Regions from separate parts of the Homo sapiens genome. Here region 2 is linked to region 1. Evidence: read pairs that join two places in POLR2A ChIA-PET (ENCODE). Cell type or tissue: MCF 10A. All regions are shown on one strand.

Region 1 (4,000 bases):
ATATTGTCCTGATTCCCCTTCTTGGGGCTCAAGATATTTAAGTATTAGAAATATGATGAATTTAGGAGATCTTGTGATATTTTTTCCAAATATTTTAGATTTTTCTAGAACAGGCCTGATTTCAAATACTGTACCATTGCCTTGAAAAGTACATCATACTCATCATATTGTGTCTCAATTTTTACTTTAAAAGCAGGTTATAGCATTTCTTCTATTCGGCTTATTAAAGAATGTAAGTTACTTGCCCAAGAGGGATGCATATATTGAAAAGTAAGTTAAGCCTTGTGAAAACCTAATTAAAGCTAATATTAAATACACTTATGCCAATAAATCAACAAAGCATTTATTTTTCCTTCAATCAGTGTTTACCACGTTCAGGGAACTTGATGAGATAGAGACTCAGCATGCTGTGATCTCTCTCTTCAAGGAGTTTACAGTTTAATTGAAGATGAATGCACTCGTGAATGATTGTGAACAAGAGGCATAGATAAGCAAGGGTGATAATTGGCACAGATTGTTACTGTTGTAGAAGTTCAGGAAGAGAGAAACAAGTATAGGAAGAAATAGTCAAACAAGTCTTAGAAAGGGGGTGGCAGATGGCCTTGACCTCTAAGGTCTTGCTGGACTTGGATAGATACAGAGGAAGAGTGTCCATATAGGAAAAATACTGAAGCCAAGAGACTGTGGTGGGCATATATGCCAAGATTAGGCTGCAGGGGTGGAGGGTTTGTCTAAGAGAAAGGAGACAAGAATGAAGATAGGTAAGGTTGGAATATGGAAAGCCTCAGGACAGGCAGAAGCTCTCAGACTTAATGGAGTAGTCTGGGGGGAAATCACTAGAAAGTTCTGATGAAGAGTTAAATTTCAGGACCCTTAAGCTGGATAAGAAGCAGGATAAACTAAGGTCTTCCATCATGATTCAGATGATAGTAAGGAGGCCTTAGACTAACTTGGTATAAGTGAAATGGAAAAGGAAAGAGAGATGTAAGTGATATTGAAAAAGATCTATTAAGACTAGGTGCAAGAAATAAAGGAGAATGGGTCATGGTCTACTCCAAACCCAGCCACAGTGTCTGTGGTAATCAGTGAATAAATCTACATTACATGGAATTGAGAGAATGTTGATGCCACTGACAGAAAGGAGACTTCAGAAAGTAATCTATTTGGGTTTGAATTTATGATTGTAAGATGATGAAGTCCAAATTAAAGTATCTCTTAATCAATGAGGTGCGTAGATGTCAGGTGAAAGGTCATAAAAAAAGAATCACTGGCAAGAATATGATGCTGAAGCCATGATAAAGGCTGAACATTCCCAGGAAGGGAGGTTTTTAACCCTTAAATTTGAAGACTGGTTATATCCTACATGGAAGGTCTGTCCGGGGATGAGCAACGTTACAATAGCAGAGCTGTGGGCATAATTTTACCAACTTGATCAAATAGCATTTTAGCATTGAAACACTGTGTGAGAGATAGTTTGAAAATATATTGACTTCTGCTAAATTTAAAAAATGAAATTTCAAAATTAATGAAATGTGTTTCAAACCTCCAGGCTGACACATTAAGCGAATCAACATGGTATATGGGTGGGAGGGGGTTGAGGGTTGAAAAATTGCCTATTTGGTACAATGTTCATTGTTTAGGTGATGGGTACACTAGAAGCCCAAACCTCACCACTACATAATATATCCATGTAACAAACCTGCACATGTATCCCCTGAATCTATAATTTAATATATATATGTGTGTGTGTGGGTGTGTGTGTGTGTGTTGTGTGTGTGTGTATTTTTTAAAGGCAAATATAAGCATGTTAAAAAAAAAAACATGGTGTGTGGCATAACTTGTATCTTCCACCACCTCTGTTTCTAGAATACTATGCCATGATTAAGTAGGGTAGGTTTTTCTGTGGAGCTCTGACATACATTTTATCACAACTATCTTGCTGTGTTGCAGTTGTTATCATCCTGATTCTTATATGAGAAAACCAAAGACCACAGAAATTTGGTAGCTTGCTTCAGATCAAATAGTCAGTGAATGGCAGAAATAAGGCTATTACCAAGAGTTTCTTGTTTCAAATGCCATGCTTTTTCTGCTATGTGATGAGAAGTCATGTTCAATGGCAATGCAGAAAAGGTGGGACCTCATCCAAAAAGCCAGATGAACAAATTCCTGCAATGCTAGGTCTGCAAGAAGAGTTACAAGGGCACAGACTGCTAACTTCTTTTCACTTTCTGTATCCCACAGGGTATATGCACATGCACACATTCACACACACACACACACACACACACACACACACACACACACACAAATCTGCAAGGCCTCTGGGGATCACGAGGTGAATTACAGTCCATTGCAGGTACATAGTTGTAGGATACATGAGGAGTAATTATGCTGCTATATATTAATACTTAATAGATATTGGTGCTTTGCTATTTACAAACTTTCAAACCGTTGATACAGATGAACAAAGTTCCTTTTCAGAGCAAAAGCCCACCATTTCTACTCTTCACCAACAGATGGCACCATGATTGTGCACAGACATTTTAGTCTTGGCTTAAGTTTGTTACTCTGTGGCCAAAATCATAAACTCAGGCAGGTAAAGTAAGTGAATGAAGTGAGACCCAGGTAAGGCAATAGGGAGTGAAACTGTGAATGACTGTGTCTGCCCAGTCAAAAGTGGACAGCCAAATCTCAGCTCTAGACCATTGCTATCGCGCAGGTTAGAGGCCCACTATTGTAAGATACCCTGATTTTTCAAGAGAGTATGAAAATTCATGTGAAAAGTCTGACTTTCGTTTGAATGCTCTTGGTTTTTTAATTTGGCAGCTAATTCACATAGCAGCACTGTGTAGATGAAACACATGCACATCTGCAGGCCAGATTGTGCTTGTGTGTTTTGTTTTGTTTCTTGAGATGGAGTCTCGCTCTGTAGCCCAGTCTGGAGTTCAGTGGCATGATCTCAGCTCACTGCAACCTATGTCTCCCAGGTTCAAGCAATTCTCCTGCCTCACCCGCCTGAGCAGCTGGGACTACAGGCGTGCGCCACCATGCCCGGCTAATTTTTGTATTTTTAGTAGAGACAGGGTTTCACCATGTTGGCCAGGCTGGTCTCGAATTCCTGACCTCAGGTGATCCACCTGCCTTGGCCTCCCAAAGTGCTAGGATTACTGTCATGAGCCACCGCGGCCGGCCTGTGTTTGTGTTTTTTGAGTTAGTTTATTAACATCATTAACTTCATCATTTCCAAAAAGTGCAAATTAGGAAGAGTGATGAGAGTCATAAGAAGAGAGCCAAGAAAGTTAAGAAAGTCTGAACTAATGCCGTCAATATGTGTGCTCTCTGGAAAAGCCTAACTTTACACAGATATGGATATTTTAATTGATTTGAAAGTGATACTTTGGATTCATGAACCAATGGACTTACAAACAGCTTTTAAGATCCTTATGTGTCATCAAGACAAAAGTGCCGACAGCAAACATTTATACTGTGAACCTTCTTTAAAAAGAGATTCTCTTAACATATTTATATAAGGGATGCTGCTCTGTGACTCCAGGAAGGTTGAAAGCCTCTGAAATATTTTAAAAGTTACATCAAACCGGCCGGGCACGGTGGCTCACACCTGTAATCCTAGCACTTTGGGAGGCCAAGGTGGGCAGATTGCCCGGGCTCAGAAATTCGAGACCAGCCTGGGCAACACCGTGAAACCCCATCTCTACTAAAACACAAAAAATTAGCCAGGCGTGGTGGCATGTGCCTGTAATCCCAGAGACTTGGGAGGCTGAGGCAGTAGAATCACTTGAACCTGGGAGGCAGAGGTTGCAGTAAGCCGAGATTGTGCCACTGCACTACAGCCTGGGCGACAGAGTGAGACCCCATCTCCAAAAAAAATAATAATAACTAAAAGTTACATCAAACATGAATTTTGAAGGCAAGATTAGTTGAGAAAAAAACAATTTTATCACTAATTAAGAGAGGGACCAGAGAAAAGGTATTTTGGTAT
Region 2 (4,000 bases), 240 kb before region 1:
TATAATTTACACAACACAAACTGTATTGCCCAGCATCTGCAGTGGTACCCGTGGCCAACTCCAGGATACATGTCTTGCTCAGCTTTCTAGTGAATCTCATCGTAAGGGTCTCCTTTTTCTCCCGAAGTATTAATATTATGAACATTAGTGAGCAAAACTCAGGTGAAAAAATGCAGATTTCTACCTGTGTGCAAGTGCATGGAAAGATGAAACTGCCTTCTGCCAAAACCACTTCCAGAAACTCATCCCCACCTTCCTTGGATCCTTTTTTACTCTGATTGGAAACTACCATTTAATTTTCTTAGTTATCTGGCTTTCAGCCTCCAAATAAGTCCTCCCTGGGAACAGTGACCTTCCCAGCAGAGAGCTTGTTCCTTCTCTCCCGTCTGTTCCCACTGGCCTTCCTCACCTGGCTTTCACCAGAAGTGGGTATTTCTTTACCTAAGACAGCCCACTACCTGCTTTCTGTGAGTGAATCCTCCCCTGGTGAGAAAGGGCAGTGATCTGAGAACAAAAGGAAATTGTTAGAGCACTATGAGAGGAGATAACAAATCCCCGGCGAGGCAAGTAGGCTGCAAAGCAATGACTGTTTGAAGCACACTGGGTAAAAACCAGGAAAGACCCTGATACGGTTTGGCTGTGTCCCCATCAAATCTCATCTTGAATAGTAACTCCCACAGGTCCCACGTGTCAAGGGAGAGAGACCCAGTGGGAGGTAAATGAATCATGGGGGCGGGTCTTTCTCGTGCTGTTCTCGTGATAGTGAATACGTCTCGCGAGATCTGATGGTTTTAAAAAGCCTGTACAAGCTCTCTCTCTTTGCTTGCTGGCATCCACTTAAGACGTGACTTGATCCTCCTTGCCTTCCACCATAATTGTGAGGCCTCCCCAGCCACGTGGAACCCGACGTCCATTAAACCTCTTTCTTTTGTAAATTGCCCCGTCTCGGGTATGTCTTTATCAGTAGTGTGAAAATGGACTAACACAGACCCCTAGCGAATAATTAACATCGGAATAATTAATATCCACTACAATGCAAAAATATTTCAGCAACAGAGGCTTCTAAAATGTTTTCCTACCTTTAATTTCTACCCTCTTGACCCAAGTTTTGTGTATTACACCATGATCTCACCCCATCCATATGTGAACTTCAATTCATCAGGAAATAGAAGCTCAGCCCTCCCCCAGCTATCCTTGCTCCTTCCCCCACCTGATATTTTTATTCCAAGGCAATACTTTCTAGAGTTTTCCAACACTGACTTCTACCAAAGCATGGTAATATTAAAATTAAGATTTGTTCCATAATGAATCACCTTTTCCTAAAATGAAAAACTAGGACTGTGTTTCTGTAGACAGTATACTGTAATGCTGAGAATGTAAGTAAATATGAAGAAAAGCACATTTAGACAAAATTAAATTTTCAGTTCTATAAAAGGAGAAGACAAAGAGTAGTTAAGATCTTCTGTGGGGAAAACAGAATAGCCTTTCCGGAAGTATGTAATTTATCATCTTGAAATAGATTGGGCAAGTTCCAACACAGCCACACATTCAGAATCATGTCCACATTCTGTGTGCTCACAATGAACAAGTCCACGCCCCAATTCCAAGATCCTACAGCGTGGGCTCAGCGGTACAGGGACAGGTGTGCAGCTCCAGGACAGACGGTAGCAGAGGAGCTGTATTTGGCAATGCTCACTGCAATGTTTCTAAGTCATATTTTTATAGCTGAATCAAAGTGATTTTATTCTGAAGACCCACAGGCTTGCTTTTTTATTTAAAAAAACCTTTTTGTTTGTTTTTCTGTCAACTACCCGACACTAGCTATCAGACTTCATCATGTGTGATATCTGTTAGGGAAGAAAGAAAGAACTTTGTTATATGATGCAAAAGGTTGCACATTTTTGTCCTTATGTATCTGGAGGACTGGAAATCTAAAATATCACCCCAGTATTTTGGGTATGCAGGGGGTAGGGAAGTGGCTCTGGGAGCAGAAAGTGTTACTTGGAGTACAGGAGTCCCCTGTTGAAGAACAAATGGCTTTAAGAAAAACAAACAACCCCATTAAAAAGTGGACAAAGGACATGAACAGACACTTCTCAAAAGAAGACATACATGCGGCCAACCAAACATATGAAAAAAAGTTCAACATCACTGATCATTAGAGAAATACAAATCAAAACCACAATAAGATACCATCTCATATCAGTCAGAATCATGATTATTAAAAACTCAAGAAAGAACAGATGCCGGTGAGGTTGCAGAGAAACAGGAACGCTTTTACACTGTTGGTGGGAATGTAAATTAGTTCAACCATTGTGGAAGACGGTGTGACAATTCCTCAGAGACCTAGAACCAGAAATACCATTTGACCCAGCGATCCCTTTACTGGGTATACACCCAAAGGAATATAAGTCATTCTATTATAAAGATATCTGTATATGTATATTCATGGCAGCACTATTCACAATAGCAAAGACATGGAATCAACCCAAATGCCCATCAATGACAGACGACAGACTGGATAAAGAAAATGTGGTACATATACACCATGGAATACTATGCAGCCATAAAAAGGAACAAGATCATGTCCTTTGCAGGGACATGGATGAAGCTGGAAGCCATTATCCTCAGCAAAGTAACACAGGCACAGAAAACCAAACACCACATGTTCTCACTTATAAGTGGAGCTGAACAGTGAGAACACGTGGACACAGGGAGGGGAATACACACACAGGGGCCTGTTGGGGGAGGGAGGGAGAGCATCAGGAAAAATAGCTGATGCATGTGGGGCTTAATACCTACGTGATGGGTTGATAGGTGCAGCAAACCACCACGGCACACGTTTACCTATGTAACAAACCTGTATGTCCTGCACATGTACCCCAGAATTTTAAAAGAAAAGAAAAGAAGACAAGTGTCCTCATTCATTCAACAGGTATTTACTAAAGTCATGTGACAGGCACTGTCCTCGGTGCTGGGCATAACACATGGGGGTTGGGGGGTTCTGACCCTCACAGACCTTACAAGTCTGGGGAGGTTTGGAGATAGGAAAGCAGTGGGCAGCTAGGGAAGCCCAGTGGAGGAATAACCAACTCAGGCTCAGGGCGGTCAGCAAAGGATTCCCGGGGAAGATGCTACCTGAGCTTCAATAAAAAAGATAAATAGGAATTAAGTGATAAAGGTGGGGATTGGCAAGAGAGAAAGACATTCCAGGCCAAGTGAACAGTTCACTAGGCAGCTCCTACCCTACATGCCCTCAAAGCAATCTCCTATGCTCCAGATCTCTGAGGATTATGATATTTCTCCATACAAATGGATAAAGTAAAAACAGACTTGGCTTACATGGTAAGAGACTGTAATATATATTTCAGTAAAATCTCCAGATTGAAAATCAGTAAGTCTGAGAACAGGAGCCTCAATGGAACATGAACAGGCCTAGGCTCTTTTCCTGAACTATAATCGTTTAAACACACATCCAGATCCAGGGCACGCAGCACGGGCCTTGGCAGCAGGAGGGCAAATAAGAGATTAGCATTTAGCCAAACGCAACATATGTTTCGGATAGATTCAGTGTAATTTGTCTATTTACAGTGACTGTCTTTTTCCCAGAGGAAAAATCAGTGGGCTCTGTCCATGTTTGTTTCTAAACATTTTAAACACAAAATGTTCCCGACTCTGCTTTGCTTGAGGTCCTTTCTTAATGACAACACTGGCATCAGTCACAGATTCACAACCATGGGTGCAGGTAAAAACGCCTTTTCTGGACAGAGATGAAAGAGCATGATTGCTGGTTTGCTTAATCCCTTTTGCTGCTAATTAAATCAGTACCCAGACATCATCCTCGGATTCCTTGCATCTGGTTTGAACAAAGGTAAGAAGTCATGGTTTGAAACCTTTCCCAGCCACATGCAGTGTGGGCCTCACTCACTCGGCCTCATCAGGGGCAGCCCCTCAGTTGGCAGCCACCGTAAACATGCAGTCAACACCAGCCACTTCTGTT

The links. ChIA-PET counts read pairs that join two places held together with the same protein. Peaks named below come from ENCODE experiments on the same cell type or tissue, not always from the same donor. Only the 100,000 strongest peaks of a DNase experiment are listed, where the experiment ranks them.
Region 2: POLR2A ChIA-PET joins it to region 1 with 5 read pairs; 2 of 35 experiments call an interaction of 5 or more read pairs at or near these places.

What each region holds. Positions count from the first base shown.
Region 1 is chr6:148,607,275-148,611,274 of GRCh38, reverse strand. No RefSeq gene overlaps it. Among named protein-coding and RNA genes, the nearest start is that of UST, 140 kb to the left of the region's middle. In MCF 10A, a CTCF peak has its summit at 2,506 (motif pointing right); no DNase peak of the experiment used is centred here.
Region 2 is chr6:148,851,864-148,855,863 of GRCh38, reverse strand. The region is part of intron 1 of UST (uronyl 2-sulfotransferase); the gene reads right to left. Among named protein-coding and RNA genes, the nearest start is that of UST, 110 kb to the right of the region's middle. In MCF 10A, no CTCF peak of the experiment used is centred here; a DNase peak (open chromatin) is centred at 1,583.